Linked DNA regions of Homo sapiens: region 2 is linked to region 1. A link is a contact called in ENCODE Hi-C or POLR2A ChIA-PET data. All regions are on one chromosome and are shown on one strand. Each heading gives the region's core, a stretch centred on a gene start or an enhancer-like site at or near the end of the contact. The rest is flanking DNA. Distances are from core to core; before and after follow the strand shown. Region 1 has its middle 24 kb from the start of LINC00310. Region 2 overlaps LOC105372790 (a long non-coding RNA gene).

The links. A loop is a pair of places that touch in the nucleus more often than their neighbours do. ChIA-PET counts read pairs that join two places held with the same protein, here RNA polymerase II (POLR2A). Pooled maps may share reads with other maps.
Region 2: a pooled map shows a loop between it and region 1 (2.1-fold over the local background). The contact joins two enhancer-like sites. A Hi-C loop is called at or near these places in 1 of 168 maps with a recorded cell type or tissue (endothelial cell of hepatic sinusoid) and 6 of 50 pooled maps. POLR2A ChIA-PET finds 5 or more read pairs at or near these places in 1 of 52 experiments (WTC11).

The regions. Positions count from the first base shown.
Region 1 is chr21:34,201,124-34,207,461 of GRCh38, forward strand. No RefSeq gene overlaps it. Among named protein-coding and RNA genes, the nearest start is that of LINC00310, 24 kb to the left of the region's middle. RefSeq lists an enhancer at 2,534-3,532. Within about 2 kb of position 1,453, at least 24 of the 41 ENCODE cell types and tissues checked have a DNase peak (open chromatin) inside an H3K27ac peak, as active enhancers do.
Region 2 is chr21:34,044,654-34,050,991 of GRCh38, forward strand. The region is part of intron 3 of LOC105372790 (a long non-coding RNA gene); the gene reads left to right. Among named protein-coding and RNA genes, the nearest start is that of MRPS6, 26 kb to the right of the region's middle. RefSeq lists an enhancer at 2,518-2,567. Within about 2 kb of position 2,323, at least 3 of the 41 ENCODE cell types and tissues checked have a DNase peak (open chromatin) inside an H3K27ac peak, as active enhancers do.

The sequences.
Region 1 (6,338 bases), core at 203-2,702:
GGGCAACAGAACAAGACTCCATCCCCCCCCAAAAAAAAAAAAAAAAAAAAAAAGAGGAAGAAGAAGTATATGACCCAGCCAGGATGAGGAACTGGAGTTCATACTACCTTCATTCAAGGGCCCTGACTGCCGGGAACAGCGTTCATTCACTCATCAAACATCTTGTGAGGGCCAGGGCTGCCTTTGTGGCAGATTTAACCATAGCTTTCAGAAAGGAGCTTCCTAATGCAGTCACTCCAGGAGCAAATAAAACAAGGGGCTATTTTAAATCAAAAATCAACACGACTGGCTCACACATAAATTCCATTAAGCCAACACTCTATTTGAACACGCTGCTGAGCCAGGCGTCTTGTCTTGCTGCATCTTTTAACTTGAAGGTGGGCATTTCAGCCTGCACAATAAGGTCCACTCCCCTTAGTTCTAATTTCCTGCCACCTTCTGCATTTCTTGTTCGACCCTGGGGGTGGGGGAGTACTGACTTGGTCCTGAATCACTGTCGCGATTGGGATCTGTGAAAGTCACTGCAGAAAGATAATTTAAGGGGTTAAATGTCAGGGACAGGAGAGAGTAAGGTCCTGGTTTTAGTTCCGGCTTAACTGGGGGATGAGGGAGATTAAGAGGAGGTGAGGGAGGGGGCAGGGTTTAGCTTGATAATCTTATTTTGCAGTGGTTTCTGGGGGGATTTTACGATGAAGAGGTAAATTCTAAGGTTTGCTGTCGACTGTTTCCAGCTCCCTGGCGCACTTTCCGTGCAGCGAGGGGACGTCCAAAGGCTGCAGCAGAGCTGGGTTAGAAAACAGGCTCCCACCCGCCCTCTACTCCCCTCCCTGGCCCCGCTGACCTGATTAATCAGAGCCCTGCAAAGCCCACTGAGGAGGGCTCCTGGCTAATCTCATCTCCGCACCCACGCGGGGACAGACACCTCCGCTCGGCCAATGAGACGCAATTCTGCAAACTCGGCTGAGCGGTGGAAAATTCCATGCTCTCGGCGCTGCCCTCGGTGGCGGCCCTGGCGGGATCGCGCGCTCGGAATGCCGCAGCCCGGCCGCCGAGTGGCCACCAGCTGGGGAAGAGCTGAGCGAAACCGCCCCGGGGTCCAGGCGTTTTGCCACGAGTCGCCGTGCGACAAGTTGGGGTCTCCCTTGTTCTCCCACCTCTCTGCACCAAAAGCTCTTGAAGCAAATTAAAGAAAGCAGGCGATGCTTGTATCATTGCGGAGTGGGGAATGGAGCTGGGGGACAAATGGTGACATTCTCCCTCCCTCCGTGTGTGTGTGTGTGTGTGTGTGTGTGTGTGTGTGTGTGTGTGTGAGAGAGAGAGAGAGAGAAAGAGGCCACAGTCCTCCACCCCCACGCTTGCCCACCCAAGTTATAAATCCTGCCTGTAATTGTCCCCCTGCCTCCACCAGGCTTTCAACCCAGAAATCGTGGGGGAGAATGAAGGAGGCACCTTTCTAGATCAATCCACCTATGAACTATGGTGCCCTTTTAGAAGTGGCCGGTGGGTCCTAGAGAGCAAAGGGTGATGAGTTCGCAAAGGTGGACGAAGGAGACCAAGACCAGCAGTCAAAACCAATGGAGCAAGACCGGTGCCATGATTCAGAGACGCACAGAAAATTCCAGGGCCACCGAGAAGGGACACGTTGCGCATTCTGCCAGCGCAGGGGAGGAGGGGATGGAGGCGAGATGGAGGACAGGACTTTGCCAGCCAGGGAAGGGGGAGGCGCCCCGAGCCTGCGTTCCAGTCCCCGGAGCTGGGGCCGCAGCTTTTCCGCGAGGTTGGTCTGTGTTAGGAAATCCTATCTTTCTTAACTCTGTGTGAATTATGGCAATACCTCCCTGTTATTTCAGAGGATCCAGGCCTGTTTCTGCTCCTTGCAAATGTGAAAGACCCTGGTGAACGCAGTCCAAAAATTTAGAATGCGACCTGGTGCACAGCGCTCAGCTCGAGGAGACTTACAATGGTTTCTTCTGCCATCTGCATCGGGCAGGGGTGGGGAACTGTGGGCCCCAAGCTATCTGGGAGGAGGGAAGAGAAAGAAAGGGGGAAATACAGGTTCTTGAAACAAAGTAGGAAGCTTCAGCAAGAATCCACGGAGAAGCCCTGAGGTTGAGTCTAAAGCCCTGAGGTTTAGTAAACAAAGCCCAGCACATGGGACCTGAAACCTGGATGCCCCGGTTCTGCTAGTGACCAGTTGAAGGTCCTGGGGAAATCTCACCCTTCAGAGTCTTAGTTTTCGCCTCTGTAAAATCAAGGTCATAACCATTTCTGCCCCATCTAATCGAGTAAGGTCTTTAGTGAGACCCAAATAAAATAAAACTACGTCTATGAAACAGTAAAGAAGTATAGGGAACTGTTTTTCATCCATGTGCACAAGCAATGTAAAATCTATGTTGTTTTAATTCGATTAACTTCAAGAAAGAGCCCCAGCTAAATTAATCAATCAATACATATATTAATATATTCAGTAAATATTTGTTGAGCACCTACTCAAGGCCCTGGAGGGCCTTGTTGAACCCTCCAGGCCCTGTTCTGTGCCTGGAGGGATACACAGCTGAACAAAACACAAAAAGCTCTGCTCTTAGAAAGCTTAGATTGGAGGAGACCGGTGATAAAATAAATAGGAAAAATCTTTTTTTTTTTTTTCCTGTTTAGGCAGTGGTAAGTGATATAGAGAAAAAGAAAGCAGGAAAGGGGGATGGGGAAATGCGGGGTGAGAGTGCTTTAGAATAGGGTGATGAGGAGGCCTCATGGAGAAGATACTCTTTGAGCAGAGACCTGACAGGGAGATGGGGGGGTGAGCTCCATGGATTTCTAGGGGAAGAACATTCTAGAAGTGGGCAGCCAGCAAGTGCAGTGGGTCTGAGGGGAGACGGTGGCCTTTCCTGTTGGAGGAACAGGAAGGCCGGCACTGTCCTTGGAGGGGTATGAGTGCCAGGGTCAGAGGCTGATGGGGGGGCAGGTCCGGATAGAGTTTGTAGGGCCTTGAAGGTGACCTGAAGGGCCGACTTTTGCAGTGAGTGTTCCTGACAGCTGGGGGGGGGCACGACTGAAGCTCTGCCTTGGGTCTTACCTGGCCGTAAGGCAACTCCATTTTTAGCTTGGATCCTGGCAGGCAACCAACAAGCATTTATTGCAGGGCTGGCTGTGTGTTCTCGGCTGCGCTGGGAGCTCTGTGAATATCCGGAGATATAACAGGGATCCTTAGCTTTGGGGAGGCCACAGACTTGCTGTGAATAGAATTTAGCTGCAAAAGGCAGTTAGTGACCAATGCAAGACTATTCGTGTCACTCGCTGCATTGTGTGGAGGGCCTAGAAGCATGAGGGAGGCTGGGGTTTTGGGAACCCCAGGGGCAACCGGGACTATGCTGGGATCATGGTAGGTGCTTTACTTGTTTGCGAACAGACTGAGTGATTCTGAGTTGCATACTCAGGGAGCTCTTTGTGGCTAATTAAGTCCTTTTCCTACCCAGGCCCAGGTGGCCAGCAGCCCCTGGCAGCCGCGCACATGCTGCTCAGTGTTGCCAGCGCACAGCAGGGGCTGCTGCAGATGGTCCTCCAGCCACAGGGTGATAAAAGGCCTCCTGAAGAAGTAAATGACCCTGCTGGTTGCTGTGTGGAATGTTTCCCCCAGGGAAATTAAAAAATGGAATCCAGTGTCCAGGCCTCAGTCTCATGTCTTTAATAGGCTAGTCAAGATCCTGGGGCCAGGGCCTGGGGGCAGCTTCTTCCTGCTGGAGAGGCCAGTTTCCTTTCCCAGTCTCTGACCCTTCTCGGTTTTGGAATCCTGCTTGAGACCTCTCAACTCTCACCAGGCGAGGAGGGTGATCTGGGGTAGAGAAATGACATGAAGTCATTTCAGAAAATCCCACAATGCCTCATCACCCAGAATCCTTTGCGGAGCTGGCTGGCCGGCCCTGGGCTCCCTTTCAGCTGCTCTAGAATGTAGCAATGGTGGGCTCCTTTGGGGGCCATCTAGAAGCACCCTGCCCCTGGGCACCTGCCTCCTCACTGGAGGAGACCAGAGGCCACGTCCCAGCCCTGTGCTTCCAGCTCTGGAACTGCCCTTGACTTCACTGGACAGGCCTGAGCAAGTCGTGTAACCTTCAGGGACTCAGCTATGCCCACTCCAGGCTCTGTGAAACCAAGACAACCTCACGTGCTCAGTTCCTCAGCTCTGCAGGAGCCAGGCTGCTCTGGGGTAAGGAAAGGGAGAGAGAGGGATATTGTCCTATGCTTCCTTCACATAGCTGAACGTTTTATTTATTTAACTTTTTGGATAAGTAATGCATTTTATGGTTAAAAAAATCAACAAGTATAAGACATTACACAGTGAAAAGTGTCCTTTCCCATCTGCTCAATTCTTTTCTTTCTTTCTTTTTTTTTTTTTGAGACGGAGGCTCAGTCTGTCACTCAGGTTGGAGTGCAGTGGCATAATCCTGGCTCACTGCAACTTCTGCCTCCCAGGTTCCAGCAATTCTCTTGCCTCAGCCTCCCAAGTAGCTGGGATTACAGGCACCTGCCACCATGCCCGCCTAATTTTTGTCTTTTTGGTAGAGACGGGGTTTCACCATACTGGCCAGGCTGGTCTTGAACTCCTGACCTCAGGTAATCCACCCACCTCAGCCTCCCAAAGTGCTGGGATTTCAGGCATGAGCCACTGTGCCCGGCCCCCATCTGCCCAATTCTTATCCCCCACCCTAAAGGCATAGCCACTGTTATTAATTTGTTGTTTATCCTTCTAGAGTTTTGTGGGATTTTTGCACATACAAGCACATGGAATATGTTCTTCCCCCACTCCCAACTCTTTTTCTACTTGATTGCTAATACACAGTACAGTGTTCCTTACCTCACTGTTTTCAGTTGACAGTGCATCTTAGAGATCTTTTCATCATAGTACATAAACCATTTCCTCATTTTTCTTTACTAGTGCTTCTTGCTGTCTAAAATATGCCCAAACAATCCCCTAGAAATGGACATTTAAGTTGTCTGCAGTATTTTGCTTTCAAACAATGCTGCTGTGGACAACTGCAATTCTTCGTTCAGCACACAATTATGTTTATGCATAAGGTAAATTCCTAGAAGTGAAACTGCTGAGTCAAAGGGTAAATGCATCTCTAATGTGGACAGATGTTGCCAAATTAGCCTTTACAGGGGGTATGCCAATTTATGCTCTCAGCAGCAATGTATCAGAGAGAGTGCCTATGTTTCAAAGCTTACCAACAGACTTGGCTTTTAAACTTTTGGATTTTTGCCATTCGATAAATTTGAAAAAACCAGTATGGTTTTAATTTGTATGTTTCTCATTGTGAGCTCTCCATATCCATGCCCACTTTTCTATTGGTTTGTTTGCCTTTTGACTCATCAATTTGCAGAAGCTTATTATATACTAGGGAAATTAATCCTTTGTGATGTGAGTTACACATCTTCCTCATTTTGTCATTTGTTACTGATTTTGCTTAGGGTGTTTTTTTTTTCTTTTTCAATTGCTTTTTGCCATGCAAAAGCTTTTGGTTTTCATGCAGTTGAAATTATTCACCATTTATTTCGTGGCTTCTAGATTTTGAGTTGTAGTTAGCAAGGCCTTCCTCATGCTCCCATTTTTGTTTTAGTATTATGTTTTTTCTTTTTACATTTAAATCTTTGACCCAGTCAGAATTTATTCTACTATAAATGTGAAGCCCATATTCAAAATCCAAAAGTGGTGGTTATCAACACCATTTATTGAATAATCTGTCTTTTCCCCATGTAGTTGAGTGCCATCTTAATCCTAAACAAAATCATTGCATGATTTGGATGTTTTCCAGGGTTTCAATTCTGTGCTATATGTCCGTCTAATAAGTAATATGCCACTACTATGTTTTAATTGTTGAAGATTTTAAATATATTTTAATATATAGTATAACTTCCTCATTTATTTTATCAGAAATAGCTGGTCTATTCTTATTTTTCCATGTAAAATTTAGAATCACTTTGTATAGATAAAAACTTCTTTTACTGGGATAACAGTTATATGTTAACATTTATAAGTTAAGGGAAATTGACATCCCTACGAAGCTAAGTCTTCCTAAGAACATGATGGGGATTTTTATTTTTCAAGTCTTTTTGTTGTTGTTCTGAGTGTTTAAAAGATTTCTTAATGTCAGTTTCCATGTTTCTTTTAAACTTATTTTTAAATATTTTATCTTTGTTAGTGCTTTCGTAAATGAAGTCTTTTCTCCCATTATATTGTCTAACTGAATTTGTTTCTAACATATAAACAAAAGCTATTGATTTCTATTAATTTTACATATCCTGCTCTCCTATTGAATTTTCTTCATGATTCCATAGTTGTTTTC
Region 2 (6,338 bases), core at 1,073-3,572, 160 kb before region 1:
CTCCTAAACTCCACCTGTCAATTTGACATGTTCACTTGGATGTCCAATAGGCATCTCAAACGTAACATGTCCAAAATCAAACTCTTGATTCTGTCCCCAGACTTGCTCTTCCTCCAGTGTTCTCCATCTTTGTGAATGGCACCTATTCACCCAGTTACTCAGGTTGAAAACTTTAAAATCAAACTTGAATCCTCTCTTTCTCTCACGCTCTCCAAATTCAATCCTGTTGGTTCTACCTTCAAGCACATCTCCAGTTCCTCACTAATACTGTCCTGGCCCAGAGCACCACCACACTTCTGGAATACCACAGTAGGCTATTTTTTTTTTTTTTTTTTGAGATGGAGTTCCACTTTTGTTGTCCAGGCTGGAGTGTAATGGCACGATTTCGGCTCACTGCAACCTCTGTGGAATACCACAGTAGGCTCTGACCAGTCTTGATTCTTTCCTTCTTGCCTCCCTATCATCTTGTCTCCAAACTGAAGACCGAGTGATCCTTGCTATAGTTTCTCATCACATGGGGTCTGCAGACCTTAGGCGATCTGGCTCCTGGGCACCACTCCCATTTTACTTCTCACTGTTTTCTTTGCATTATCTTCACTCCAGCCACACTGGCCTTCCTATTTTTTTTGTTTGTTTTGAGACAGAATCTTGCTCTGTGGCCCAGGCTGGAGTGCAGTGGTATGATCTCAGCTCACTGCAACCTCTGCCTCCCACGTTCAAGCGATTCTCCTGCCTCAGACTCCCAAGTAGCTGGGATTACAGGCACACGCCATCACCCGGCTAATTTTTGTATTTTTAATAGAGATGGGGTTTTGCCGTATTGGCCAGGCTGGTCTCAAACTCCTCACCTCGGGTGATCCGCACACCTCAGCCTCCCAAAGTGCTGGGATTACAGGCGTGAGCCACTGCATCTGGCCAAATTATTATTATAGCTCAGTTTTCTAATCTGTGTAATAGGGATAATAATAATAATACTTACTCCATGGTGATGTTGGAGTGATTAAATGAGACACTATATCTAGATTTGTTCAGAATAGTACTTGAATCAGAGTAAATCCACAATAAATGTTGGCTATTATTATTACAATTACACACTGGACTTTTTTCCTTGATGTCTTTATTCTGCTTCTTCTTTCTTAATTTGGTTATTCTTAGAAAGGGTAAAAAATAATGAATGTTCTATTTTCCTGCATTCCAAGTCTTTTTCTTTGATTATCACATGCTTGACCAATAGTAAATGCTCAATAAATGTGAGCTATCAGGTTGGTGCAAAAGTAAGTGCAGTTTTTTGCCATTAAAATAATGGTTTTTGCCATTACTTTTGCACCAAACTAATAATTATATTTAGAATACACAAAACCTTCCCTTTCTGGTTATTCTTACTCTGATGCATTTCTATTGGATTACCCTTTAAGTAACTTCAGAAGAAACAAGGGGTCTTCATCTTTATACGTAATCTTCTTCAGAAGAAGTTTAACTTCAGAACTTTAACTTCAGTAACTTCAGAACTTTTTAGAAGTTTAAGTAACTTCTTCAGAAGAAACATGTAATCTTCATTTTTATATGTCCAAACCTGTCTCCCTTTTACAATCACACATGAATCACAGTTTGGATGGGAAGAGATTTCTAGAATTACCTCAGAATTTGGTCAATGTTCTCAATACGTAGTCCTTTGTTTTTGTTTGGAAGTGTATGGAACTTTCTCTTCATCTTCAAGATTCAGGAATTTCACCATGACATGTTTTGTTGGCTCTCTTCTTTAGTATTCCTGCCGAGTGTTTGGTGGGTCCTTTTGATGTAAACGCTGTGCCCGGCTATTTCCTTTCTTTAGTGAAAGGAAATTTTCTTTTATTATTTTTTGCATTATGGCTTCTCTTCTAAGTGACATTGCTACTGAAACTCACTTAAGTGGCTGACTCTTAGATCGCGTCTCATGTCTCATATCTTAGTCTTAAAATATCTATTTCTTTGGTTTGCATTTTTGGAGAATTTTTAAAAGTTATTTGTACATTAAAAGTTATTTGTACATTGAATTTCAGAAGTGTTCATTTTGCTCTTCAGTGCCCCAATTGAAGTTGCTTTGATGTACTTTAGAATTTTTTTTCTGAGAGATATTCTCTATGTGCATAGCAAGTTGCATTTTGAATGTAAAATCTTCAGAAAAATAAATAAGGATGAAAACTAGGAATTTTTGAGTTTCCTCATGTTTTCTGCAGTATTCCCAATGTCTTTATGTCTTTCTATTTCCAATGGCTCTCCAAATGGGTTTACCTGTCGCATTGCACTAGACTTGTTCACTGTAGAATTGTATAGGGGCTCCTGGAGTTGTCTTCAAGTTAGTGCATGTTGCACTATATCTGGACAATATTCGTCAGACTTTGTAACAAAAGGTGGGGTTTTTCTTAGGTCCTGCTAAAAGTAGTTTTCTTCTCTATTTTAATCTCATTTTGCTTGTTTCCTTCTCTACAGTTTTTATAAATACTCTGTGACTTCATAGTTTCACTTTTAATATGTACGTATATTAAGTTAACACCTCAATTTTTTTTTTTTTTAAAGACGGAGTCTCACTCTGTTGCCCAGGCTGGAGTGCAGTAGCATGATCTCGGTTCACTGCAACCTCCACCTCCCGGGCTCAAGCAATTCTCCTTCCTCAACTTCCCAAGTAGCTGGGATTACAGGCATGCGCCACCACACCCAGCTAATTTTTGTATTTTTAGTAGAGACTGGATTTCACCATGTTGGGCAGGCTAGTCTTGAACTCCTGACCTCAGGTGATCCGCCCGCCTTGGCCTCCCAAAGTGCTGGGATTACAGGCGTGAGTCACCATGCCCAACCACACACCTTAATTTTTTTTTTTTTTTTGATGGAGTCTCGCTTTGTTGCCCAGGCTGGAGTGCAGTGGTGCGATCTCGGCTCACTGCAAGCTCCGCCTCCCGGGCTCATGCCATTCTTCTGCCTTAGCCTCCTGAGTGGCTGGGGCTACAGGTACCCGCCACCACACTCGCCTAATTTTTTTTTTTTTGTATTTTTAGTAGATACGGGGTTTTACCATGTTAGCCAGGATGGGCTGGATCTCCTGACCTTGTGATCTGCCTGCCTTGGCCTCCCAAAGTGCTGGGATTACAGGTGTGAGCCACCGCACCCGGCTGGCACACCTTAATTTTTATAACAGCAGAGACTACAATGGAGGCTGGTATAAAAGGGTAATACTTCTTTATTATTCAAGGGTTGACTGGTGAACAGTTTCAGTTGTGCCCTGATTTTTCCTATCTTAGGATATTATCTTAGTGTTTTATCAACAAACCTTTCAGAGCTTCTTTTTGTGACATTTCTGCAATATTGAGTTTATATGTACTGTAGGATTAATCTATTATTGCTCTATCAGCATTCTTGACTGAGTTCTTCTGTGTAACTATGACCATTCATGTGCTATGAGAAATTTGGAAGTGTCATATTTGTCCTTACCCTCAGAAAACATATAGTTTGATTGGACAAAGCAATAAAATTTAAAAGTATATAATCAAGAAAAAATTAGAATGCAGAGATAAAAATAATAGATGTTCAGAGAAGAGAGAAATAAGTGAGGGATGAGATAGTCATCAAATATACATGGAGACTGTGAAACCTTGTGCAGAGCCTTGATGGATGCGTGTGGCTTGAAAAGGCGGCAAAGTGAAGTCTGGCTTTACTGACGAGAGAAACAAGGAAAGGGTTTTTGTGTGACAGTAAAGATTCAGGCCTGATTATCTTTAAAGTAGAACAAAGAGTCAGAAATTCAAAGATGGACATCACTACAGATCCAATAGGTATCAAAAAGATAAGGAGATCTTGAAACTTTATGCAAAAAATGAAATGGGACATTCCTTGAAAAACTCAATACTTATCAAAATAGATTTAAGAAAAACAGACTATCTGAATCTGAATAATTGGTAAAGAAATTAAATTAATTATTAAAAAAACCCCCAAAAAACAAAAAACAAAAAACCAGGCCCTGAAGTCTTCAGCAACGAAGTATAATAAACATTTAGGGAAGAAATAACACCAGTCTTATACAAATAGCCCCAGAAAAAAGAAAAAAATAAATTCCCCAGAACCTGACATATGAAGAAAGCGTAACCTTGCCAAAGATATTACAAGAGAGGAAAATTCAAGACAATCAGACTCTAGCACATAGAAGCAAAAATCCCAAACAAACACCAGCCAACCAAATCTAGCTATGCAAAAGATATCATGACCAAATTAAATTTGTTCCAAGAATACCTTTAGAAAATTAATCAATGCATTTCACTATATTAACAAAACAAAGAAAACTATGACTATCCCAGAGATGCAGAAAAAGCTTTTGATAAAATTTGTCGTTCATAAAAAATATTCTTAATGGAAGAGAACTTCCTTAATCTTATAAAGGTTATCTGGGGGAACCTATGGCAAACATATGGTGAAATGTTGACAGGTTTCTCTTTGAAAATGAGAATAAGATACAGATGTCCACTCTCATTCCTATTAAACATTGTGTTGAATCTCCTAGACAAACGAAGAAAAGCAATAAAATGAAATGAAAGATATATGAAGTGGGAAGGAAAATATAAAACTCATTATTCATAGATGGTATCATAGTATACGTAAAATATCCAAAAGAACATACAGGTATAAAAATTCAAAGGGCCCAAAATAGCAAAACACTTTTTAGAAGAATAAAAAGATGGAAGGATTTGCTCTACTGGATATCAGGTTATCATAAAACCACAGCCATTTACATAGTATATATATATATATATATATGCATAAGTAGATAAATGGATCAATCAAAGAGAAGGGAGAAATCTAGAAACAGACTCATGCGTATTTTGACACTCGATATTTCACAAAGTTTTCTTCAACAAATAGTGCTGGGACTACTGGATATCCATATGGAAAAAAATTAAACTTGATCCTTATCTCACACCATATGTAAAATTCAATTTCAGGTGAATTGCAGATCTAAATGTGAAAGGTAAAATAAAACTTCTAGTTGATAGCGTAGTATAATATCTTCCTACTCTAGTGTACATAAAGACTTCTTAAACAGGGCTCAAAATATATTAACTATTAAAAAAATTACATTTCACTAAAATTAAGAATTTTTGTTCATTAAAAGATGACAGTAAGAGGGTGAAAAGGTAAGCAACTATTCAGAATACACACACACACACACACACACACACACACACACACACACACACAAAACTCTTACAAGCCAGTAAGAATAAGATAACCCAGTAGAAAAAGGGACAAGACACTGGGATGGGTACTTCATAAAACAGGCTATCCAGATTAATAAACCTATAAATCAGAAATCAGAGAACTTATAGTTTCAATGAGATTCAACTATGCATCCATCATAATGGTTACAACTAAAAAGACTGATAATAATAACTGTTGGTGAGGATGTAAAGCAAAGGGAATTCTCATACATGGCTGGTAAGAGAATAAATTGACATAGCCACTTTGAGAAAACAGTTTAGCATTCTCTATTAAAGTAGAAGATATGCGTATATTATGACCCAACAATTCCACTCCTAGATATGTGCCCAATAGAAATGCATGCACGTGGGCACCAAGAAACGGACAAGAACAGTTAAAGCAGAGCTGCTCCCAACAGCCTCAGAATTTACTCAGCCCAATTGTCCTTAACAGTAGGATGGATAAATAAATTGTGGTGTATTTACTGAATAAAATACAGTAGCTGGCTCACACCCAGTACTTTGGGAGGCCGAGGCAGGCGGATCACCTGAGGGCAGGAGTTTGAGACCAGCCTGACCAACATGGAGAAATTCCGTCTCTACTAAAAAAATACAAAATTACCTGGCCGTGGTGGCACATGCCTGTAGTCCCAGCTACTCGGGAGGCTGAGGCAGGAGAATCACTTGAACCCAGGAGGCGGAGGTTGCGGTGAGCCAAGATTGCGCCATTGCACTCCAGCCTGGGCAACAAGGTAGAAACTCCACGAAAACAAATGAACCTTGGCTGCATGGAGCAACATGGAGAAATCTCCAAAAATGATTTTGAGTGAAAGAAACCAAGCACAAAAGAAGGTGTACTGAAAGATTCCATTTATATGAAATTCAAAAAGCAAAACTAAACTCTAATATTTAAGAATACAAGTTGTGATGGTAAAACTGTCTTTTAAAAAATCAGGGAAATGACTTCCATAAAAATCAGGGTAGTGGCTACTTTAATCAGAGAGGGATGGTATGGTGATTGGAATACAGAGGAGGTTTCTGGAATGCTGGTAATATTTTATTTCTTGAATAGGGTTATATGGATGTTCACTTTGGGATAAACCATTGAGCGATACA